Regions from separate parts of the Mus musculus genome. Here region 1 is linked to region 2. A link is a loop called in an ENCODE intact Hi-C map of the cell type or tissue named here. Cell type or tissue: gastrocnemius. All regions are shown on one strand. Links, peaks and the distances in the headings refer to the core of each region. The heading gives the core; the rest is flanking DNA. Region 1 holds the start of Oscar (osteoclast associated receptor). Region 2 holds the start of Epn1 (epsin 1).

Evidence for each region. Hi-C counts contacts between places; a loop is a spot of excess contacts. Peaks named below come from ENCODE experiments on the same cell type or tissue, not always from the same donor. Only the 100,000 strongest peaks of a DNase experiment are listed, where the experiment ranks them.
Region 1: it touches region 2 in a loop (5-fold over the local background); 2 of 42 quality-filtered maps call a loop at or near these places.

Annotation. Positions count from the first base shown.
Region 1 is chr7:3,611,589-3,623,877 of GRCm38, forward strand. It overlaps Oscar (osteoclast associated receptor), which reads right to left and starts at 4,569. Exons shown (of 5, transcript NM_001290377.1): 1 at 4,453-4,569; 2 at 3,896-3,928; 3 at 1-295. The coding sequence starts at 4,489. It overlaps Ndufa3 (NADH:ubiquinone oxidoreductase subunit A3), which reads left to right and starts at 5,785. Exons shown (of 4, transcript NM_025348.3): 1 at 5,785-5,819; 2 at 6,029-6,103; 3 at 7,842-7,919; 4 at 8,413-8,575. The coding sequence starts at 5,810. The coding sequence ends at 8,504. It overlaps Tfpt (TCF3 (E2A) fusion partner), which reads right to left. Exons shown (of 6, transcript NM_001290381.1): 4 at 9,475-9,544; 5 at 9,159-9,395; 6 at 8,736-8,886. The coding sequence ends at 8,767. In gastrocnemius, for the core only: a CTCF peak has its summit at 5,463 (motif pointing right); DNase peaks (open chromatin) are centred at 5,472, 5,758 and 9,224; H3K4me3 peaks cover 1,690 bases; H3K27ac peaks cover 1,421 bases.
Region 2 is chr7:5,072,994-5,085,382 of GRCm38, forward strand. U2af2 (U2 small nuclear ribonucleoprotein auxiliary factor (U2AF) 2) reads left to right here. Exons shown (of 12, transcript NM_133671.3): 8 at 1,588-1,667; 9 at 1,742-1,864; 10 at 2,148-2,234; 11 at 2,475-2,723; 12 at 6,189-6,952. The coding sequence ends at 6,323. Epn1 (epsin 1) reads left to right here and starts at 7,242. Exons shown (of 12, transcript NM_010147.4): 1 at 7,242-7,484; 2 at 9,025-9,128; 3 at 10,670-10,989. The coding sequence starts at 10,762. In gastrocnemius, for the core only: no CTCF peak of the experiment used is centred there; a DNase peak (open chromatin) is centred at 7,186; H3K4me3 peaks cover 2,800 bases; H3K27ac peaks cover 2,004 bases.

The DNA.
Region 1 (12,289 bases), core at 4,290-12,289, 1.5 Mb before region 2:
ACCAGCAGTTCCAGAACATTACTGGGCTGAGACCAGACACCTGGCCCCCAGTCTGTCTTGCGGTAGCGGCAGTGATAACTGCCCCCTTGGGCCGGAGTCACTTCTTCCAGGAAGAACTCAGCCAGCTCAACGGACACATCCCGGAGGAGCAGAGGGGTGACAAGGCCACTTTTGAAGAGTGCAAACCGCCAGGCAGATTGAGGTGCGCGGCAAGTCAAGGTCACGTTGATCCCAGGAGTCACAACTGCAGCAGGATGAGCTCCCAGCCATGGCTGGGGGTATGAGGCTAGGGGCGCTTAATAAAAAAGACTGCTTGGGTCCTTAGGACCCTCCAACCCAGAAGGCCCAGGAGCTTAAGCAGAAGTCGGACACCATGAACCTCTCTCTATAAAGAAGGGGAGGGCCTGGAATACAATCACAGCCGGCCTAAACAAGCTGACAATCACTGGAATAGTACTCTTAACTTTGAGCTTTTCCCCATAGTTGTTTGTGCTAAGGAACAATTCCAGAGCCTTATGCATTGTGGATAATCACTCACTCTACCACTAAGATATAGACTCAAACCTCCTCTGTTTTTTTGTTTGTTTGTTTTTGTCGTCGTTGTTTGTTTGTTTTGAGACAAGGTCTTACGTACCCCTAACCAGCCTTGAACTTGCTATGGAGTGGAGTATGACCTTGGATTCTAATTATAAGCCTCTGCCATCTGATCCTCCTGGATTATAAACCTGTGCCACCATCAGGCCCACCACCTCTCCCTCCTATCTATGCTGAACTGGGACCTATTAGGCAACCAATCTACCAACTGAGCTACATCGCCAACCCCTGCTCCACAATTTTTGGCATAGTTTCAAAATGCCATACCAGACATGGTTACTTTGTTTTAACCTACTGTTACTGTTTTGTTTTTGAAACAAAGCCTCACTATGTAATTCTTTTTGTCCTCAAGCCCATTATGGTGCAGGCTGGCTTCAAATGTGAAATTCTTCTTTCTGCCTCAGCTTTCCAAGTGCCGAGATGACAGATCTGTACTACCACACCTTGACAGAAGCAGTTATAGTTTGCAACATGTCAATAATTATTGCTATGGTTTGAACAAGCTCAACTGAACATTTAATATAACAATGTTGAAAGGTGGGTCTTTGACAGGTAAGAGAATAGGGGCTGAAGATGACTTTACAGTTAAGAGTATTTACTGCTTTTGCAGAGGACCTATGGTTGGCTTCTAGCACCCATATTGGACAACTCATAACTACTTGTAATTCCAGTTCCAGGGGGATCTTGATACCTCTGGCCTCTGCAGGCACCTGCACTCAAATACATCTACTTCTACACAGACACAAGGCAATGGGATAGAATACCAGGTGTAGTGATGTGCCTGTAATCATCCCCCAGAGAGGGCTGGGGCGTGGCTCAGTGGGAGAGCATTTGCCTAGAATGCCCCAGTGATGGACTGGGGTGTGCCTCAGTGGTTTTGTACCTGCCTAGAATCTGCCAGTGAGGGGGTGGGGGTGAGCTCAGTGGTAGAGCCCTTGCCTAAAATGACTCAGTGAGGGACTGGAAGTGCAGCTCAGTGAGAGCACTAGCCCACTATATATACAACCATTGTTTCAATCCATGCCTAGAACAGAGCCAAACAACAAAACTGTAACATAAGCTGGGTAGTGGTGGGCGCACACCTTTAATCGCAGCATTCGGGAGGCAGAGGCAGGCAGATTTCTGAGTTGGAGGCCAGCCTGGTCTACAGAGTGAGCTCCAAGACAGCCATGACTATACAGAGAAACCCTGTCTCGAAAAAAAACAAAGCAAACAAACAAACAAATAAGCCCATAACATAGTCAATGACCCAATACTTCCACTGCTTCACAATAGGCACATTCTTGTTTGTTTGTTTGTTTGAAACAGGAATTCTCTATGTAGCCCTGACTGTCTTGGAACTTGCTCTGTGGACCAGGCTGACCTTGGACTCAGTAATCCATTCATTTATCTCTGCCTCACTAGTACTTGAATTAAAGGCATGCACTGCCACTGGCTGGCTGTTGTTTTGGGTTGTGTTTGTTTGTTTTTTGGGTGTTGTTGTTGTTGTTTGAGAAAGGTTTCTCTGTGTAGCCCTGGCTGTCATGGAACTTACTCTGTAGACCAGGCTGGCTTCAAACTCAAAAATCTGCCTGCCTCTGCCTCCCAAGTGCTGGGATTAAACCACTGCCCAGCTGTTTGTTTTTGAGGCAAGGTCTCATTATGAGTTCAGGCTGGTCTTGAACTCAAAGAAATTTTCTTGCCTCTGTCTTCCTAGTGCTGGAATTAAAGTTATATACTATCACTGCCTATCACCATAGGCAATTCTTATTTGTAAATATATTTAAAGAGGCAGGGCGGTGGTGGGCACACGCCTTTAATCCCAGCACTTGGGAGGCAGAGGCAGGCGGATCTCTGGGTTCAAGGCCAGCCTGGTCTACAGAGTGAGTTCCAGGACAGCCAGGGCTACACAGAGAAACCCTGCCTCAAAAAAAAAATTAAAGAGGAAATATAACTATCTAATAATTGGAAAATATCTCTAAGACAGAACATAAGTTTAACACTTAAGACACAGAACAGGATGACTCATAAAATACTAATTCTGATCTGGTAAGAAAAGGAGGAAGTATGTAAATGCATGGTACGGATGAGTGCTGGGAACCTTTCAGTAGGATTCGGGAACATGGGAAGGGGAAGAAGAAGCCTGTTGCATCTTTTGGTAATAACTGGGCCTTTATAACCACGAGTACCTATTTGATTTATCATTTAAATAGATTTAACATTAGGATGCTGGAGAAATGGCTTAGCAGATAAAAGTACTTGTTGCCCTTGCAAAAACTGGGGCTAGGATTCTCAGCAGCTCATGGTGGCTTACAAGCACTGTACCTCCAGTTTCAGAGGCTCCTCCTGCTGTCTGCTGAACTCTGCGAGCCCTGGACATGCATGTGGTGTGTATGCATGCAGGCAGAACATTCATGTACATAAAACTAAATCAACTGATAACTCAGGGATGAATGGCTTCCCAGTGGTTCTCAGGCCAAATTGAAGCATAGTGGGAAAAATTGAAGAGAGAAGAATTATCTCCTCCATCAAAACCCTGAGAAGAAGCCATCTCGGGTGGGGGAACCTCCTTCTGTGGAAGGCAGGCTCCCGTGAGAGAAGCTCGTATACTTGGCATTGAGGAACTCCTATGTCTGGAGCCTTGAAATATGCCAGGATCTGGCCCTATAGTTTCCCTATATAACTACATTAAATCCTCACTGCAGCCGACTTACCTAAGGAAATGGAGGCTTCAAGACCCCTGTTTTTTTTGTTTGTTTGTTTTTCTTTCTTTCTTTTTTGTTTTTGTTTTTGTTTTTTCCACACAGGGTTTCTCTGTGTAGCCCTGGCTGTCCTGGAACTCACTCTGTAGACCAGGCTGTCCTCGAACCCAGAGATCTGCCTGCCTCTGCCTCCCGAGTGCTGGGATTAAAGGTGTGCGCCACCACGCCCGGCTAAGACCCCTGGTTTGTTCAAGGACATGCAATAATGAACAAGATTGTCTAGGTCTCCTTAACATCCACATTCATGGTCATCTCTATTCACCTATAGTGGTTACTAAAGAGATGAAGGACAAAGTGAAGGGAGAAGAGAGCAACATGCAGGGGGCAAGGAGGAGGGGATGGAGGAAGAAGGAAGGAAGGCTATGAAAGGGGGAAGGGAAAGAGACAGGAGAAAAGGGAGAAGAAAAGAGGCAAGGTATGTAGTGGAGGAAGGGATGGAAGGAGAGAGGAAGAGAGGGGAATGAGGGAATCTGGGGTGAAGCTAGGCACAAAGATAAAATGAGTTGTTGGAGGCGAGGTGTGAGCAGCATAGCATAGAGCAGGTGGAGTCTCCCACTCACCTGTTGGTGTGAAGTCAGCACGGCATGCAGGCCCTGCAGAAGGTGAAGAGTTGGTTTTTACAAAGCCCTTTGTGGACTACCGTCTCCCCTCTAAGGAGCCCTAGACTCTGATTACATGAAGCCTGCCACCGTCTTTTTTAGGATCAAGCAAAACTCTGTACTTCCATTCCCCATACTTAAGAAGCTGCTGTCTGACCCAAGAGGACAGGCCTCTGTTCCCCACCTTTCCTAAGAACAATACTTTGCTCCTTGGGGTTTCTCTGCCTTGGGGTTTGAAGGTTTAGATGCCCCCTCCCTCCAGCACAGTAGACTTGCCCATTTACCATGAGAACTGAATACATTCTTTGACCCCTAGATATCCCTTACTCTCCTCTGCCTGGAGATCCAGAGAAACCTATGCTCACCCCCGACCCAGCAATCTGTCTTCCCCCGTTTAGGACTCAGGTATCTGGGTACCAGTCCTGATTCCTTTTTCTAAATTGGATGTTGAATTCCATATGAACAGATATAGCCCTCAGCCCAGCCAAGGATCCACACACAGGGGAGGGACAGCTCACAGAGAGTCGACAGCTGGAGTATCAGCGACAGGACCATGGTGGGCACTCTCCGTGGAGCTGAGGAAAAGGTTGACCCTGCCTTTTTCACTCTGAGGAAATGAAGCAACACCAGAAAGCCATGTGAGAGTCCTGTTTAGGGAACAGAGGAGTCAGGTGGAGGCTCCTGGGTAACTGTGTCATAGTTTCATTGTCTTGGAAAAAGTTGCAAGATGGAACAGTCATAGCCTCTGGTGTTCTTTAATTTAACTTAAAAGTTGGGGAGGAGGGCTGAGGACGTTGTCGCTAAGTAGAAGACCACTTGCCCAGAGTAGCCTCAGCACTGAGGAGAGAAAGGAAAGGGGCAGGTGGGAGGAAGAAAAATGGAAAAGAGGAAAAAAACAACAACAACAACAAAAAAAACAAAACAAAAAGGTAGAAAGGGAAAAAGAAGCTTGCTGTACAATATGTACTATGCCGGTAACAAGAGAAGGCTCAGACTCCATTACTGCTCTCACTGTCCAGTCCAGATATGTTAATTTTTTTAAGTGATGTGCATTATCTTAGAGGCTCAGGCTTGTAATCTCACCAGCTTGAGAAACCAAGGCAGGAGGCTGTCAAGTTCAAAGATTGCAGGGCCAACTTGAGCCATTTAATGCCCTGTCTCAAAATAAAAAGTAATGAAAGGGCTGAAAAATGTGGCTCAACAATAAAAGATATGCCTAAAATCCACCAGCAGGGACCTGGGATAGTAGAATCTATCAGCAAGTGGACGGAGGAGTGGCTCAATCGGAGATGGGTAGCCTAGCCTGTCCTGGTTTCAGTTTTCAGCACTAAGGGGCAGATGGAGGGAAAAGCCATGATCTGCATGCTAGTAACACAAAGCACAGGCAGTCCTTAATATATTTGGGATTAATTTAGAATTTCCAGAATGAGCTTATGTCTAGATGTGATCTCAATGTAAAGCTGACTTTTTTTTTTTTAAGGTTTATTTATGAGTACACTGTTGCAGTCTTCAGACACACCAGAAGAGGGCGTCAGATCCCATTGCAGATGGTTGTCAGTCACCATGTGGTTACTGGAAATTAAACCTTTGGAAGAGCAGACAGAGCTCTGAGCCATCTCTCCAGCCCAAAGCTGACTTTATTACAGGAGAACGTTATGTTACTTCTCCGATGCATTTGCTGAGTTATAAACTATAAGAAAATGGTGAGGCCAGCAGGTGTTCAAGGTGGTTTAAATCTTTCAGTCCTCTTAAGCCTCACTCCAGAACTACAACTCCCGAAAGGGTCCACGTCCTCGCCCAAGGGGCGGGGCCTCACGCAAGGAGAAGGACCACAACTCCCAGAGAGCTCCGCTCCTTGTCGCCGCCAAGAACAAGATGGCCGGGAGTAAGTACAGGTTTGGAGCTCGCGGGGATCAAGTAGTTCCAGGAAACTGTGGGCTGATCCGTGGCTGAGTCTCAGTGGAGCCTTGGGGACCGGTAATCCGTCCCAGAATAGGGGCGCGGCAGTCACGAGGGTGCAGAGCAGGGGTGATACGAGAGTGTTAGAGGTCACCGCAGTAGTCCCCAAGGGTGACTGTCTTCTCACCTCTCTAGGAATCTCTGCCTTCCTCAAGAATGCCTGGGCGAAGGAGCCGGTGCTGGTGGTGTCCTTCTCTGTCTGGGGCCTCGGTGAGTGCCCCCTTCCCCGGCGCGAAAGTGCATCCTCCACCCGGAAGTCATCAGCATTCCACGGCACAGTTTCATCTCGCATCCCCTTGCCAGCCATATCCTGACATTACTGTCGCTCTTCCCTCACCACACACAAGAGGTGCACATTCAACTCAGTTTGACTCTGTAGGCAGAACTCCTCGGCGAAGTCTGACTTATGCAAATCTCTCAGCAAGCCTCCCACCTTGCAGTGGGACAGGGTTACTCACAGTTCTGATGCATTGAAGCCCGGGAGATGGAGGTGACCTGTTAAATTTTCATTCTGAAAGTCTGGGGTGAGGCCTTGGATTTGGCAGCCATCACAGTACCAAAATTGTCAGTATTGCTGGCCTGGAGTGTGACAGAGAAGTTCTAAAACCCACCACCAGCTATCTACCACCCTGACTTTCAAAGACCTAGAATGCTCTAATGTATGTGGTTTTAATTGATTATATGTTGAAATAGTGATTTAATGTATACTTGGTTCGTTCTTAAAGTTAAAATTACATTTTTTAAGGTGTGTGTGTGTGTGTGTGTGTGTGTGTGTGTGTGTGTTGGCTACCAGTTGGGTTTGGGGGGTCGGAGGACAACTTACTGGAGTCAGTGCTCATTCTGAGTTCCAGTGAGCAGGTAATTTTAACTATTGAGCTCTCTCACCACACTAAGGTTAAAAACTTCCTTGAACTGACTTCTTCTGAATCTTTTCAGTTTTCTTTTTTATAGAGGATACAAATCACTTAGCTCAAGTGGGCCTCAAACTCACAGCAGTCTGCCTTGGGTTCTTATGTGTTGATATCACACGCCTGAGCCACCATCCCTGCATATCTTTATTTTATTTTATTTTAATTATTATTATTATTATTTGGTTTTTCGAGACAGGGTTTCTCTGTGTAGCCCTGGCTGTCCTGGAACTCACTCTGTAGCCCAGGATGGCCTCGAACTCAGAAATCCACCTCTGCCTTCCAAGTGCTGGGATTAAAGGCATGCGCCACCACTGCCCGGCACGTATCTTTTCTTAAAAATGTGTGTGCGCCTCTGGAGGCAAGAAGAGGACGTAGGTTCTTTTTCCTTTGGAGTGGGAGATATTAGGCATTTATGAGCTGCCTGACATGGCTGCTGCGGATTGAACTCAAGTCTTCTGGACGACTAGAAAGTACTCTCCTTACCTGAAGAGCCATCTCCCAGCCCCCTCAGCTTTTACACACTATGTTATCTGTGTTTCTGTATCCACATATGTGGGAGTGCTCACAAAAGCCAGATACGTTTGTTGGATGCTGTGGAACTGGAGTCAAAAGGTGCTAGGAGCCAAACTCTGCAAAGCAGCAAGTGTTCTTAATTGCTGAGCCATCTCTAGCCCCTTAACATGTGTAGTTTAAGATGTGAAATTAACATGTGGTTATTAACTTGTATCAGCAACACTAACCTGATACATTCCTTTCATGGCTATAGCCCACATGGGCTAATCTAAAGGCTATCTATCGTGACCAGTCTTTGGACCTCATGTGTTCCTGAGTGCTTGTCTCCAACCTCTATGCTATTCTCCACTCTCAGGATTTACACTGACCCAGGTTAAGTGGGGATGGTTGAGTGCTGAGGACCCACCAAAGGGCCCTACTGGTTGTGCTGGCCTTTTCTCGCTCCCTTTTGCCAGGGCTTTTTCTACCCTTTCCCCACCCCTGGAGAGCTACTTCATCCTGGGGTCTTTTGTCTTTCTCCACAGCTATAATTATGCCCATGATTAGCCCCTACACCAAGTATGCTAGCATGATCAACAAGGCCACACCCTACAACTACCCAGGTGAGCAGGGACCTGTGTTGGGGGGAGGGCCAGACATCTGTGTAGGAGAGTCCTTAATGCATTGAAATGTTCTTTGTCCACGCTTTTTTTTTTCCTTTCCTTTTCTTTTCTTTTCTTTTTTCTTTTCTTTTGAGATAGGGTTTCTCTGTGTAGCCCTGGCTGTCCTGTAACTCACTTAGTAGACCAGGCTGGCCTTGAACTCAGAAATCCACCTGCCTCTGCCTCCCAAGTGCTGGGATTGAAGGGGTGCACCACCACCGCCCAGTTTGTCCACACTTTTAAGTTACCCTAACATGCTCTCTCCAGATTTCTGTTCATCTCCCAGTTCCTTTCTCTCTGTTGGAGAGATCTCCCTCACTTCCCTGTGTCTTTGCGTCTGTTGAATCTCTGGCCCTCACTTTCCTTTTTCCCTGGAATACAGACACAAACCAGCTGTTTTCTCCAGGACTCTGGAGAGCTGCTGCTCTCAGTGGCGCATCCTTCTGTTTTGCAGTGCCTGTGAGAGATGACGGGAACATGCCTGATGTGCCCAGCCACCCTCAGGATCCTCTGGGTCCAAGCTTGGACTGGCTGAAGAACCTGTGAATGCCTCTGCTGATGGAAGAGGCCCCTTCCCTGTTGCTCTCCAATAAAAATGTGAAAACTAATAACCCCACAATCTTTTCTTTCGTGGGTTTCTTTTGTTGTTGTGAGACAAGGAAGTCTCATATGTAGTGTAGGCAGACCTGGAATTCAGTGTGTAGTCAGGGTAGCCTCCAACCCTGGAACCTGGATATGATCAGAGGTGGGAGCAATAAACGGTGACCTAGACAAGTGTACATAGGGAATCTGTTTATTGGGGAGAGGGTTAGTCAAAGGGTGGGCTGGCCAGGGTAGGGTAGGGTAGCAATTTGTCTGGCTCTCGGGAAACCCAACTTGAATCCAAGGCCTCATCTGCTTCAAAGCCAAAGTCTTCCTCAACCTTAATCTGAAAAGATACGGAACAAGATGCGAGGGATATGGAGACCCAGGAGACATACTACCCCCAAGCACACTCACCAATCAGCCTATGGGCACTGGTTTCCCAGGTTAGACACTTCCCACAATCAATCACTGACGACCATCCCTCAGCTGACTTTCTCTTCAAGCACTAGCCTGGTTTTCCAACTCCTCTATCCTACCTGATAGCAACCCAGTGTTGCCAGTCTGCCCAGCCCTCCCCAGACCTGGATCCCTCAAAGCCCAGCCCAGGATTCTCACCACGCCTTGGCCCCAGCCCTCGGCTCCCACCTGCACTGGGGCCAGTTCTGGAGTCAATGAAGCCCCCACCCGTGGCGCCCGCCGCCTCTTCCGCCCACTGGGCCCCTCGCCAGGGGCTGGGCTGGTGGGGTCTAAGGTTGCAGTTGTCCTTTGGGATGGGGAAAGCCCCTCTTTCTCTGGAGGTTCATTCTCAGCATTGCCTGGGGTAGGGACATCTGTGCCTTGGCTGCCATCATCCTGGTAAGATGTAACATGGTGGCGGTTAAAGACTCCTGGATTCCCCATCCTCCCAACCTGCTTGGAGACCAGAGCTCACCTCCAACACAATGGTGAACTGGCTATCTCGGTAGTCATCCCCGTAGGAGTCCAGCACCCTCATGAGGAACCTGTGTGGATGGAGATGCAGGCACTGAAAATCTTATCTTCTGAGGGAGTACGTAAAAGATAAGTCCAGGTCTCTTCAATCTAAAGTTCGCTTGAACTAGAAAGGTTTAGACCTCTGTAGCCTGAGCTCCCAGCCTGGGAACCAGTTGACCCCAAGTCTCCTACACAATGATAGGTGACATCCTTTACTGGGTTAGGTGCTGTGAAGGTATACTACATAGACTATTCTCTAAAGTACACAGTGTGATTGTTAGCATCTAGTAAACGTTCAAATTGTAATGTTGGTAATGAAGACTGAATTTTTTTAAGATTTATTTATTTTAGGTATATGAGTACACTGTAGCTGTCTTCAGACACACCAGAAGAGGACACTAGATTTCCTTACAGATGGTTGTGAGCCACATGTGGTTGCTGGGATTTGAACTCAGGACCTCTGGAAGAGCAGTCAGTTCTCTTAACTGCTGAGCCATCTCCCCAGCCCATGGAGACTGAATCTTGAACTTGCTTCACAAGTACTATACCACTGAGCTAGAGTCCCAAGCTACAGCTCTGACTGCTACTACTTCCTCCTCCTCTTTTTGAGACAGGATTTCTTTGTGTAATAGCCCTGGCTGTCTGGAGATTCAATTTTTAGACTAGATTGACCTCAAACATACAGATAATGGTTTGCCTCTACTTCCCAAATGCTGGGATTAAAGGTATATGCCTCCATGCCCAGCTCTAAACTTCCTTTTTGTCTGTTTTGTGACAGGTTCTCACTATGTAACCCTGACTGGCCTTGAACTCACAGAAACACACGTCCTCTGCTTCCCAAGTGCTTGGATTAAAGGATTTTGTTTTTGAGACACTGTAGTACTCAGCACCAAATAAAACAGCGTGGTAGCCAGATACCTGTAATCCCAGCAAGAATTGCACTCAGGTAAGAGGATCACAAATGGAAGGTTAGTTTGAGGGCAGCGTGGGCTACAGGAGAACCTGCCTGGGGTGAAGAATGTGAGGTGTGGGAAAAACTAACTGGACAGAGGAGGGTGTGGCATAAGAAAACTTCTGACAGTAGGAGCCCCTGCCAAGGCCCAGAAGTGCTCTAGGGATGGTGAGTTCCATGTAAAGCAAGGAGGCAAGCCACCCAAGTCAGGCCTCATTGGCCATCACGAAGGTGCTCACTTTTACTGTGCCAGTAAGGGCACTAAGAGGCTATGATCAGAGGGACAGGCTGGTGTCTGTGTGTGTGTGTGTGTGTGTGTGTGTGTGTGCGTAAGTGTGAGTGTGTGTATTAGTGTGTACTCTTGGCTGTCTTGGAACTTGTTCTGTAGACCAGGCTAGCCTCAAACCCAGAGAACTACCTGCCTTGAATGCTGGGATTAAGCCCCCTCATCCCCACCCCCACAAACACACACACACACACACACACACACACACCCCAGCCTGGCTTGTTTGTCTAGGCTGGGGCTGGAATTTGAGCTGGTAACAAGACCCCTGGTGGCAGGGTGTGACAGGTAGTCCAGAGGCCCCAAGAGAATGCAGCTGTGAGAGCTCAAAGGCATTATCAATCTTACGGAATTGTTACAGGGTTTCTCTGTATAGCCCTGGCTGTCCTGGAGCTCATTCTGTAGACCAGGCTGGCCTCCAACTCAGAAATCCGCCTGCCTCTGCCTCCCGAGTGCTGGGATTAAAGGCATGAGCCACCACACCCGGCAAGAACAGACTTTCAAAAGCTGTCCTCTAATGTTTACATGTACACTGTGCACACCCATATTCAACTCTTTCTTCCCAATGTGTATGGGACCCATGCTATCAAACAGAGCAGACATGGCTACCTTTGGCACACTGTGAAGGTGACTTTTAATTCAATTATTAAAATAACTGCTTAATGGCAATTATTTTAGTCAGCCCCCTTTGGTTGCTAAGCGCAGGTAATGTATATGTGGACAGTACAACTCAAGAAATGGGATTTTTAAAAAGATTTTTTTTATTTATATGGATGCATGTATGTCATGTAGAGCTGTGCCTGAGAAGGCCAGAAGAAGATGGCAGATTCTCTGGATTGGGAATTACAGGAGGTTGTGAGCTGCCTGATAATGGTGCCCCTAACCAATGATCCACCTCTCCAGTCCCAGTTTCCTTTTATATACTAGAGATTGAGCCTGGGGGCTAGAGGGATGGCTCAGCTCTTAAGAGCACTGGATGCACTTCCAGGTTTAAGTCCTGGCACCCAAATGGCAGCTTACAACCTTCTGTAACCCAGGGGATCCAATGCCTCCTTCTGACCCCTTGTCTACCTCACTAGTGTGGTACACAGGCACATAGGCACCATACGAATAAAATGAAAGGTTTACAAGGATAGAGATTGAACCTGGGGCCTTGCAGATGCTAGGCAAATGCTCTACTGATGGGCCATATGTCCAGCACTTCCTGGGGGACTCTAGGCAGGTGATCTACTAGTGAGCCACTCCAGGCCCTCACTGGAGGATTCTACGCAAACATGTTATTACCTCTGAACTATATCCTCAGTTCTCCTTTTGTTAAATTTAAACTCGATTTAGTTTTATGTGTATAGATATTTGCATATAAGTACATACACACACCACGCACATGCCTGATGCCCGCAGAGGCCAGAAAAGGGTGGTTGGATCCCCTGGATTGGAGACACAGACAGTTGTGAGCCACCACGTGGGTGGTGGAAGCTGAACCTGAGTCCTCTTCAGGGACAGTAAGCACTTCTCACCAGGCCGCCTCTCCAGGCTCTA
Region 2 (12,389 bases), core at 2,280-10,279:
TGTATCCCTGGATTAAGTGTAGCAGAATGCTTCTGTATGCGCCCTGTTTGTAGTGTGTTGGTCTCCCTTTTTCTCTAGCTGTAGACAGCAAAGAATTGAAGTTAGGACAACTGGCTTGGGTCCTACCTTGTTCTCCCTCTGAGAGAGAAGTGATAAGTCACAGTGATTACCAGATTGGGCTTGTGGTCCAGCTGCTGCCTTGCTGCTTACTTGTCAGAGACTGGTGCAGAGTCAAGCCTGCTGAGCTGCTTTAGAAAAGCTCTGTTGAAGTCACCCTTTTCCTACTCTTAGAACTTTACTTCTTTTGCTTTAAGCTAGGGCTTTTGTACCTAAGGTATGAGTCTTTTGCCTCCATATAAGTATATACTGTTTGGATGCCTGGTGTCTAAGGACATCAGACGAGAGTGACGAATTCCCTGGAACTGGAGTTAGGAGTGGTTATGAGTCCTCCTGTGGGTGCTGGGGAACTGAACCTGGGCCCCCTGGAAGAGCAGCAAGCACTGTTAACTGCTGAGCCAGCTCTTCAGCCCCAGATAGATTTTTAAAGTGGTTGTCCTCTGGCTTATGGCAGTACTGGATATGGCCTGGCTGTTAATGCTTCTGCTTGTCATAGTTGCACTGTAACTTAGGTCTGTTGCACAGTCTAGATAACTTGACTACTGGGGTGCACTTCTAATAGTTAGAAATAGCTGAATTGATGCTTGCAGTTCTTTGGGGCTAAAGAGTTATAGTGGGGCAGAGCCAGCCTAGAAGATGGGTGGGGCACAGTGACTCAGGTTCTGGGTGTGTCGAGTCATTATCTTGATGCTTTTGTACATTAGGATGGACCACTGCATTTAGCATGGGGGAGAGCTGAAAAGGGTAGCCATACAGAGTAGCCAGACTGATGCAGGGCTGAAAAGGGTAGCCATACAGAGTAGCCAGACTGATGCAGGGGCCTGATACTGACTCTAAGAATTAAATGCTAATATTGGTGAAGCTTGTGGGGTGTGCTAAGAAACATCTGGCCGTCACTTCTATGTGAGTTGAGTAGAGAAGTGGTGCAGACTCCCTCAGGTGATAGCACCATGTAGTTATATTAGAGCTTTAATGGATCCTGAACACAGCTTCGAAGAGTTGACCATTAGTCATCACTACAGTGGCAGTCAACACTGAGGCATGTTCTGAGACTCTGAGCAGCCTCTCAGCTCCTTGTCACATTACCTCAGAATGCAGGTCACCCCTGCAGGGGCTTATGGATACAGGGCAAAGGACTGAACAACCGAATGGGATGAGATGTTGGTGGGTGGTTGTCAGTTCTTCGGGAATGTTTCATGTTCAGTTGTTGGCTGGCCTATGCTTGTATACTTGTCAGAATAAGGGGATTTAGTGTGGCCTCCTCCCACCTTTACATGGTATCTTAAGTAGATAGGACCTGTGAATCCATGGTAGATTTTTTTTTTTTTTTTTTTGAGAGACTGATTCTTCTGCCTTAGCCTCCCCAAGTGCTGAAAAGACAAGTGTGTGTCACCAGTCACAGCTTTCTTCCTGGATGTTGGGAAATTACTTTGTATTGGAATTGAAGTCTTTATACATTTTTGTCTTTAGGAGTTGTATCCACTGTAGTCCCAGATTCTGCCCACAAGCTGTTCATCGGGGGTTTGCCCAATTACCTAAATGATGACCAGGTAAATCCTCTGCTCTTTTGCTAGCTACCTTTGTCAGCCTGACCAAACCCTGATGAATTTTTGGCCCTTTGTAGGTAAAAGAGCTGCTGACATCCTTTGGGCCTCTCAAGGCCTTCAACTTGGTTAAGGATAGTGCCACAGGGCTCTCCAAGGGCTATGCCTTCTGTGAGTACGTGGACATCAACGTCACAGATCAGGTGAGTCTGAGTAGCTGCTCATTCCATCTGCCCTTAACCCTACTCTTATTTCTAACCTTAGGTATCCTCTCCTCAGGCTGTGGGGTGGGGTGGGGTGGGGTGGGGCAGGGTGTTTAGTCTTAAGCAAAGCCTTGTGGGGACTCATTCCTTTTCCCTTGGTTTTGCCTCTTTCCAATCTTAAAAGCCCTTTGCCTTTCATTCTTTCCCCACCAATGCCTGGTCCTTTGGTTCCTGACCTGTTGCTTTTCCTGCACCCTTTCCACCCTTTGTCCTCTGACCATAGGCCATTGCGGGGCTGAATGGGATGCAGCTAGGGGACAAGAAGCTGCTTGTCCAGAGGGCGAGTGTGGGAGCCAAGAATGCCACGCTGGTGAGCCTCCCGGCACGTCATCTTCCATTGGCTAGAGGGACCCTGGGGGTGGGAAGGGTTGGATGGGTAGGTTTTCTTGAGTTCTGCCCCAGTTTTCATGGGAGGGGATTTGGGCACTGGGTTCATAAGTGCTTAAGTAGAGGAATGGTCCCACTAGTTGGGTGTAAGAGGCACAGGCTTGAATGGAGGGAGGCTAGTCTGAGCCATTTTGTGACAGATCTGTTCTCCCTGACCCCACAGAGCACCATCAATCAGACACCTGTGACCCTTCAAGTGCCCGGCCTGATGAGCTCTCAGGTGCAGATGGGCGGTCACCCAACTGAGGTCCTGTGCCTCATGAACATGGTGCTGCCTGAGGAGCTGCTGGACGATGAGGAGTATGAGGAGATTGTAGAGGACGTACGAGACGAGTGCAGCAAGTATGGGTTGGTCAAATCCATTGAAATTCCCCGCCCCGTGGACGGCGTCGAGGTGCCTGGCTGTGGAAAGGTCAGGGTGCCCTTTTATCTTTTGTGAACAAATCCCTTAGCACCCTGTCTCTCTCAGTACCTGACTAGTTCTGAACAAGGGTGACGCAGAGGACCCTGAGAGGATCAAGGTCTCCTGGGGTCTTGGGGCCTATAGTGGAGAAATTGATTTCTATATATTGATGCTATGTGTGTGTCTCTGTCTGTCTATCTATCTATATGGTGTGTGTGTGTGTGTGTGTGTGTATATGTGTATATATATATATATGTGTGTATATATATATATATATATATATATAAGTTCAAAACTTAGTTTTTCTCTTTCTTATGTGGGATCCTTTAGCAAGTAGCTTTTTGCCTTTTTTTTTTTTTTTTTTTTTTTGGTTTTTCGAGATAGGGTTTCTCTGTGTAGCCCTGGCTGTCCTGGAACTCATTGTGTAGTCCAGGCCGGTCTTGAACTCAGAAATCCGCCTGCCTCTGCCTCCCAAGTGCTGGGATTAAAGGAGTGCACCACCACACCCAGCTTAGCTTTGCCTTTTTTGTTGGTAAGATGTTACTACATATAGTTTTCTTACTATCTACGTGCCTTGAAGCTGCATCTGTGTTCTTCTTTCACTGGCTTCTGAACCTCTTTTTAGAGTGTGGTACAAAGGTGACAACCACACACAGCTAGGCATCACATGTTTGTAGTCTAGATTTCAGAGGCTCCTGAGTTACCACCTCTACACTATGGTAGGTTTAGATAAGCTTTGCATGTCCACCTTGGAAGGTGCTGCTGAGGGGTTGCTGGTGTTCTTATTCTGCCATTAGAAGATTTGGCTGTGAATAGAGCTCTTACCCACAAACAGCGGGGGACACTTTGCTAGGGTGCTGTGTTGGGCAGTAGCAGGAAAGGGTGGGTATCAGAGTTGCTACATGCCTTTATTTTTCTTTCTGGTACTAAAGATAGAATTCATGGCCTTATTGTAGCTAACTAAGCAAGTGCTTTATCCCTGAGCCACTTCCATAGACCCAAGTTCTGGTTTTAGATAGGTGCCTGTCCTAGGCAGATGGACAGAAGCAGAGACTTTAGGTAGGATTGCTGTGTGTGTGGTTGGGGTTAGGGTATATTCAATGTAGGGACTTGCTTTTGCCCCTGTAGAGCTAATTGCTACATTGCAGGAGTATGAATGAGATGAGGCCAGGATGTTCAGCCATTGGTTTTTAGGAACTCTTGTTATGGCTGAAAGGACCATGAGCAGGATTTGAGAGAAGAGGCCAATTTTGCAAGAGGATTATGGAGGTCCTTATGAACTTGAGGAAGAAGCCTAGGGTTTTCTTGTAGAGGAGTGGAGCTTCACAGATAGAAGGAAGCTGATGTAATGCTAGCTCTTTGATAATGTATGGAGAGTGCCGAGTCATGAGTCAGGTGATCCATGGGGTTGCCTGTATTAGTATAAGAGAAAGATGGTGGCCTGCTTTAAAGTATGTCTTGTGCTGGGAGATAAAACTGTTTAGTCAAGGTGATATTATCTAGTGAAAACATACAGGTTGTATGCCCCATAAAACTTGAAGTGGCGAAATTGCCCAGTGACATTCAGAATATCTCTGTGTCCATAGTGATGTGGTGACTATAATGGGCAATGAGAAATGGATGAGTTTGTGGAGATGGGAGTGACAGGTGAGGTGGAGCCATTTTTAGGCCTACTGCCTCTGAGGTTACTTAGATATCCTAATAGAGTCAGCTAGGAAGCAGTTAGCTGGGTAGATGGGAACTCCCAAGTGGGTGAGGATTGATAGAAACTCAGACATGGGGAGGCTGGGCAGGTTTCAAATGAATCTTGGGAATGCAGCAGAGGTCTGGTGCAGTAGTCAAAAGGAAGAAGACTATCTGACTAAAAAAGCCTCTTGACTGCTTCTTTGCCTGTATTTGATATGCCACTCTTTCTGATTCAGGCTGGCACCTTAATGGAAGCCTGCCTTAAATGGGGATTGAGTAAATAAATACAGGATCTCTGAATGCACAGACTGGCCTCTTGAGCGGCTAACTCTTTGTCGGGGGGAGAGAGTGTATTGATTTTCATTTGAGATGGGGTTTTACTATGGTGCCTCAGCTTGGCTAGCTTTGAACTAGTGTCACTTAGCTACCATATTAACCTTTGTTCTATTCTTAAACTTCTAAAAGTATATGAGATTGATGCTGATGCTTAGTGTATATTATCCAGCTTTAAGTTATCAATATTGGGGGGGGGGGTTGTTTCTGCTTTGAGATGGGGTTTTACTGCATAGTCCCTACTGATCTTGGGCTAGTGATCTTGCCTCAGCCTCCCTGCTGGGATTGCAGATGTGTATCCTCACACCTGGATTATGCAGTGAGTACTTAAAGCTTAAAGAGTACTTAAAGCTTAAAGAGTAGGTGCTAGCTACACTTCTGTGTTAACAGACAGTGCTTATTATCTCTGTCCCCAGAACCAGCGGGCTAAACCCATAACCTTGGTTTTTTTAAAGAATGCTATTATAGTAAAACAGTCTTCATTTAATTCCTTGGTGTCTAGTCTACCTAAGTTCTGTTTAAATGTTACTATCTCTAAAATGTCTTGTTTCAGTAAGGTCCAAATCCTGATTTTGGTTGCAGTTTCTTTTTAACAGATTTTTTAAAAAGATTTATTTAATGTATGTGAGTACACTGTCGCTGCCAGACCCACCTGAAAACGTCATCGGATCCCATTAGAGATGGTTGTGAGCCACTGTGTGGTTGCTGTGAATTGAACTCAGAACCGCTGGAAGAGCAGTCAGTGCTCTTAACTGTTGAGCCCTCTCTCTCCAGCCCCTTTTAACTCACTTGTTTTTGTTTTTGTGCAAGCATAGGACAGTGTTTTGGGAAGGAGTCGGGTTGAATGCAGGATGCCGGAATTGTAGGGCCATTTTGCTGGCCCCATAAAGTTTCTATCACTTTTATCTCATATTCTCTCCACTCTCTTCTGAAGTCAACTGGTTTGTTAAAGTAGTGCGGTAGTCATGCAGTTCCCATGTTAGGGGACCTTCATTGTAATCATTTCCTTTAAGGTGATTGAGTGGTTCAAGCAGGCTTGTCAACATGGATAGATGAACCTGTTTTAATTCAGGTTGGGCTTGAGTCCTAATTTCTGAGCTTTCCTTACCTTGTCTGTGGGGAGAACATGACAGTTGTGGCTTGGGGAACACTGTAGGGTGCATGATGCAGAAGTGACCCCTTCTCTCCTCTGGGGTCTTGCCTCTGGCCACTGCCCCGTGTACTTAAGTGACTCAGGCCTGCCTGGTTTTCTTCATTTCTGTGATGTCTCGCTTCTGTGCCTTGTTCTTGGGTACTGGAGAACGTTTGGGTAAACACCCTCATACTGAACTGAAGTCCTCTGTGCAGTGTGGTGAGGTGTTCTCTCATTTCCTGTGCTGATTCTGTACTTTAAATGAATGCTGAGTAGATGCTAGGAGCCAACCTTGTTCACAGATATGCCTCTTGTTCCTACAGATCTTCGTGGAGTTCACCTCTGTGTTTGACTGCCAGAAAGCCATGCAGGGTCTAACCGGTCGCAAGTTCGCCAACAGAGTGGTGGTCACAAAATACTGTGACCCTGATTCTTACCACCGTCGGGACTTCTGGTAGAGGTGGCTGGGGGAGGGTGGGGGCAGGGCTGGCTGGGGACTTTCCCCCCACCTGTCCCCTCCTCCTTTCCCCCCTCTTGAAGAAGATGGGCAGAGGAGTGACAGCCGAATGACAGCCGGCAGCAACTGGAATGGCAGCAATTAAGGGGGGTGGGGGGTGGGGGGCTAGGGCAGGAAGGGGACTGGGCAAGTGCACACAGGCCCACACAGACACATGCACCCACACAGACACAGAGGGAACGGGCTGGGATGGGGACTGTGTGCACAGCAGGGCGGGTAGGACCTCCACAGCCCCTTCCCAAACAGCCTCTTATCCCTTACACCCCTTTCCTCCTCTCTTCCCCCATGGTAGGAACATAGCGTGTTTATATTTTATGGCCAAACTATTTTGAATTTTGTTGTCTGGCCCTCAGTGCCCTGCCCTCTCCCTTTGCAGGACCACAGCTCCCGTCCTTTGGCTTCTGGTCCTTCCTGTTCTCCACCCTGGTTTCTTAAGTAGTTGGTTCTTCTCCTTAGTCTTCCTGACTCAACCCGTGGTCTCTGTCCCGCTCCCCCTCTCTGTGGCAGTTTCATATTTGCTAATACGAATTTGCTCATTAAACATTTTGTTGTATTTTACTTTATGGATCCTCATCTGTGTCCAGTGTGTCCGCCCGTCTCTTTCGGCCGAGGGTGTGGAGGGTGGCACCCAGGGAAGGAGGCAGGCCTGAGGGTCCCGCGAGGGTAGCCACAGTGGAGGCTTCAAGGCTTGGACCTTTACGCGTCTCCACTGCTGCGTAGATGCGGAAGTGACGCAAGGGCATAAGGACGCGCAGTCCCGTGCGCCGGAAATGGTGCCGGGGTGGGTTTGGTCGCGGAAGTGGAGGCTGCCGGGCGAAGTGCAGAGGGCGGGGCACGTGAGTTCATTTCCGCTTCCGGTCCGCTGCCACCTTCGGTTGCTTCCCGTCCGCTCGGCGGCTCCCCTCCCCCGCCCGGCTCTCTGCGCCCCTCCCGGGCGCCGGGGCGGCGGGGCCGTCGCTGTGCGGCCCTCCGTGCGTCTGTGCGTGCGCACGTGCGCACTTCTGCTTCCCGCAGCTCGGCGCGCGCCCCGCGACACCGAGGCCGAGCGGGGGCAGGGGGCTGACCGTCATGACCCCTGGAAGCCCGGTATAAGCGGGCCGAGGTGAGCGAGGGGCGCAATGCTGGCCTCCGTCGCGGCAAGTCCGGTGTTCCGGCCTGGGCCGTGGCGCGCGCGGGTCCAGCCAGCCTCGGAGCCGGTGTTCCAGCCGCTGATGGCTTGTGGCTGCTTTTGTACCGCTGTGCCCGGGTCGGGTTTGCCTGCCGGTGTGTGTCTTTTTTTGGGATTGTCAGTGTCCCCGTCTCGCGTGGCCCTGCTGTCTGTGTTGCTCTGCTTCTGTGTTTCTGTGTTTGTACAAAAGGGCTTGGAGATCCGAGTGCTGTTTGTGTCTTGGATTGCTCCGTGTTCCTGTCAGGATGCATGCAATGCTTGTATTTTCTGGGTTTCTGTGTCTTCATTTCCCCAGACTGGTCTCCCTCTTGGTGCATTATTTCTCTCCGGGTCATTGCTGTCGTCCCCAGGCCCAAAATTCCTTTCTAGGAACCCACTGCTTTTGCTTAGGATGTGCTTCCCAGGTTTCTGAGTCTCTGGTGTTCTGACAAGAGCTCTGGCTGTGGATTCCAAAGCCCCCGCTGCTTGCCTTGGTCTTCAGTTTTCCTAGTCTTCTAAACGGAAGCATTCATAATTCCTGCACCACAGGGTCTCTGCGCATTGGAGTGGTCCTGGTAAAGTGCCTTACAGTGTCTGGCCTGGAGTTAAGCATGTGATTATTAGTAGCTCTAGTTACTAGAGATTTTGTCTCGCTTAGTATTTGATACCAGGTTTTTGAGTCCCCCTTGGGGACTCACTATATTGTTTGTACTGTTTAATAAGAAATTCTAAATTAACTGTGGAAAATGGCCCCATTTTCAGCAGCATTTGTGAGATTTAGTATGTTTTTTTTGAACATGCTTGAAGTAGGTAGTTGGTGTTAGGATAGTGCGTCTTTAGATGCCACCCTTTTGGAAATGTTTTTTCTGATAATAATAGCAGCCAGGAGTACCGAGCGCCTACTATCTGTGGGGCACAGAACCAAGTTCTTTATGTACCCGTCTTATTTAATCAGCAAGCTTGCCGGGCAGCACCCCTCCCTTTGTTACACAGTTAGGTGAACTGAGTCACAGGGTTGTTTTGCTGGTTGCTTATGTGGCCGGGATTTGAGTGCAAATTTTGTGTTCTTTTAAGTTATATCTCTTCCCACCCCCCCCCAGCCCTGGGTGTCATGTGTGTGTTTTGTTTCAGGGTCCCTGTCTTTCTGTCCTCCCTGTCCTCCTGCCTCGCTGTATTGCTTTCTTTTTGCCCGAGTTTTGGTGTGTCTCTTCTCTTCTCTTCTCTTCTCTTCTCTTCTCTTCTCTTCTCTTCTCTTCTCTCTCTCCCCCCCTCCCTCTTTCTCTCCCTTTCTCCCTCCCTTTCTCTCCCCTCCCCCAGTCTCCTTATGTTTGTCATATGTTTGTCTTCTGGTGTCTGTCCAGGCCTGACTTGGGACCCAGCTGCTTTTTTTTTTTTTTTTTCTTTGCCTAGTTATGCCTGTTTGCAGGTGCTCCATTTTCTGGCCTGAATTCAAGGTAAAGAGCAGCCTTTCCTATTCTCCTATGTCTTCCTTCAGGTTGGATCATGGTAGGGCTCAGTAAATCTCCCTCCATGGCTTGTTGGAGAGGCACAGACTGGTGATCGGAGTCTACTCTGGACCCAGGCTGCTCCAGTTGTGAGGTGTGTGTCCCTGGGCAAGGTGCTAATGTGCCCTTGTTCCCTCCTGTGTAAAGTGGCTGTGAGTCATGGATTTGTAAGGATTGAGTTGATAGCGCAAAGGACTTAATGGGTGCCTAGAAGGATGTAAAGGTTGTGGAAGTGCTTGTTAATATTCCCCTCATTTGCTTGATTTCTGCCCTTGATGCTTTCTGACAGCTGGTCACAGCACAGGTTAGTTTATTTAGGTTAATTTAAAAGCATGAGTTTAATGGCACACACCTTTAACTCCGTACTTGGGAGGGGAGGGACACATGGATTTAGCTCTTCAAGTTCCAGGACAGTCAAGGCCATGTAGAGAGATGTTGTGTCACCCCCTCCCCCCAACCCACAAAAAAATGAGTTTATACAGGTAATATGGGTTTGATTGTTGAGTCTGCTTTTGCATTTATGATATGACCTTGACCAAGTTATTAAACTTCCATGAGGCCATTGTCTACATTCATTGTTAGATGATATGTGCCTCGTGGCACAGTTGGTATCCATTAGTGGGGACTCCTACATTTCTTATCTCTCTGCTCCCTTGAGCTTCCCTCCCTACCCTCTGGACACCTAGTCCCCTGGGCACCCCCACTCCCCAGTCTCCCACTGCCTCAGGCTATCTCCTCTGTCTCCCTACCATTTTTTTAAATCCCATCATTGGCCTCTTTTGCCATGACTCCTGTCCCAGGGTTGTTTGCTTCTCTCTTTCTTTCTTTCTTTCTTTCTTCCTTCCTTCCTTCCTTCCTTCCTTCCTTCCTTCCTTCCTTCCTTCCTTCCTTTCTTTCTTTCTTTCTTTCTTTCTTTCTTTCTTTCTTTCTTTCTTTCTTTCTTTCTTTCTTTCTTTCTCAATTTCCTTCCTGCACTGTTGATTGAATGGTTTTTCCCAGCCAGCTTCTTTGTAGAGAAAACCAAACAAATATCCTTTCTATCACTGTGGGTCTTAGGTCAACCATAGTTTCCGAATCAGACAAACAGCTTTAAAAATCACAAGAATCCACTCACAGCAACCCCTCTGGGAACAGTGACAATGACATTTGAGTTCGTGTAAGCAGCACCCTGGGGATGTGTGGCAAATCTGGTGAGGAAGGAGGAAGAGTTTGTTAGCAGGACGGGACGGGGTGCCCCCTGAGAGCTGGCTGGCTTCTACTGCAACCTGTGTAGTAGACCCTTATCACATGTGCAACACTTCACTTTGTCCCAGAGAAATCCAAGGTCTAATGGCTTTTCCTGTTAAGATGTGGCTAAGTTAGAGTATGGACTCAGGGTGTCTGACCTACCACTTACATGTTCTGCCTTAGCTGATCTGGGGCCCCAGGCAGGAAGAACCTAGACTTGTTTGAGGAACTGAAAGAAGGATGAGCTAGCTTTAAGACAGAAGTTAACGGGAGGGAGTCTTCTCAGCCACTTAGCATCTTGCTTTCCCCTCAAGGGTGGTGGAAAACCTGTAGAGCGGGAGGCTCAGGCAGCTTGGGTGCTGGTTGCCTCCACATCTCTTTTGTGTTTCCAACCCCCCAAACCCCCAGATGTGGTGATCTACCAACGTCCATTGCGGTCTCCCTTTGTGAGTCGCGTCATTTCTCCATGCCCCAGCCCCTTGACACCACTACTGGGCACAATGTCGACCTCATCGCTGCGGCGTCAGATGAAGAATATCGTCCACAACTACTCAGAGGCTGAGATCAAGGTCCGCGAGGCCACAAGCAATGATCCCTGGGGCCCATCCAGCTCCCTCATGTCAGAGATTGCTGACCTCACCTACAATGTTGTGGCCTTCTCCGAGATCATGAGCATGATCTGGAAGCGGCTCAATGACCACGGCAAGAACTGGAGGCACGTCTACAAGGTCAGCACCTGGGTGTGGTCCCTTGGGGCAGTAGAACGGGAACATATCAGGGTATGCCTTGCCTAGTTTCTCAAGAGGGGGAAGGTTGAAGACTATTCTTTTATTTTTTATGTTAAATCTCTGCAACAGATTGAGCCCTCAACATCCCTGGGACATTGGTTCCTAGTTTTCACTTCACTTGACCGGAGTCGGATGATGGTCAAGTATCTTCTGTAAAGTTGTAAAATCTTTGTGAATGACCAGCGGACGTCTTCTCGTGTCTTTCTCTTTATTGCTTACAGCACCTAGAATAATGCAAATGGTGTATAACATAGTGTCTGTCATACTGTCACTAAGGGAATAATTAATGACAAGAAGGTCTATATAATTCTGTACAGAAAGATTTTCCCCTAAACTCATTTGTTTTCATTTGGTCTTTCTGTGTAGCTCAGGCTGGCCTAGAATTTGTAGTGAGCCTTCTGAGTTCTGGGATTGTGTCAGCACCCAGACATATATTCGCTCTTACTTAGTTTTTTATTTATTTTTTATTTTTTGGATAGGGTCTTAAGGAGTCCAGGCTAGCTTTGTGCTCTGTAGCTCCTGATCCTTCAGGTATTTTTATTTATTTATTTTTTGTTTCTTTGTTTTGTTTTGTTTTTTGTTGTTGTTGTTTTTGTTTTTGCATCAGTTCCCAGCCGCTGAAGGCTGTCTTTGTCCGTGCTTAGAGGTGTGTACTTCTGATGCACAGATGGCTCTGGGCTGTGGGCATGTTGGGACAGCATATGAGACTCTCACTCAGGTTATGGGGATGTCAGACTTGCTGATATTTATTGATGTTATGAAAGGCAGAGCCTTGGGGGCAGGTGACAGACTAGTGCCTGTCAAGTGTTGTATGTACTAGGGTGATAACAAAGTGGAACACAGAGGAATTTGGGGGTCATGGAGACTGTTGTATGGTGTTGCTTGTGATACTGGGCTGTAAATCTAGGGCCTTCGCATACACAACAACGCTTTATTGTTTACATCCTCAACATTGAATTTTTCACCTGTTGTTTTGATATAGAGTTTTGCTGAATTGTCATGGCTTGTCTCTGACTTGCTGTAGGCCTTGAGTTTGTGGGCTTCCTCAGTCCTCCAAGGAGCTGGAGTTACAGGCCTACACTTCTAGGCCGTGGCAGTGTTTTGTTCTTTTAAGCAAGACTGATGCTGGAATATCCTGGTGTGCATTTTATTTTTCTGGTCCTGGAGTTGCTGGGCCAGAGGGCACATGAGTGTGAAAGGTTGGTAAGTGTGGTCTGGTTGCATACATGACCCAGCGAGGTTCTCAGATTTCCGGCATTTCTTTAGAAGGAAATGCATCCAGGGCATTATTGAACAAGTTGGTTTCAGGTTTGACCAATACTCTTAGGGAGTGGGGGTTG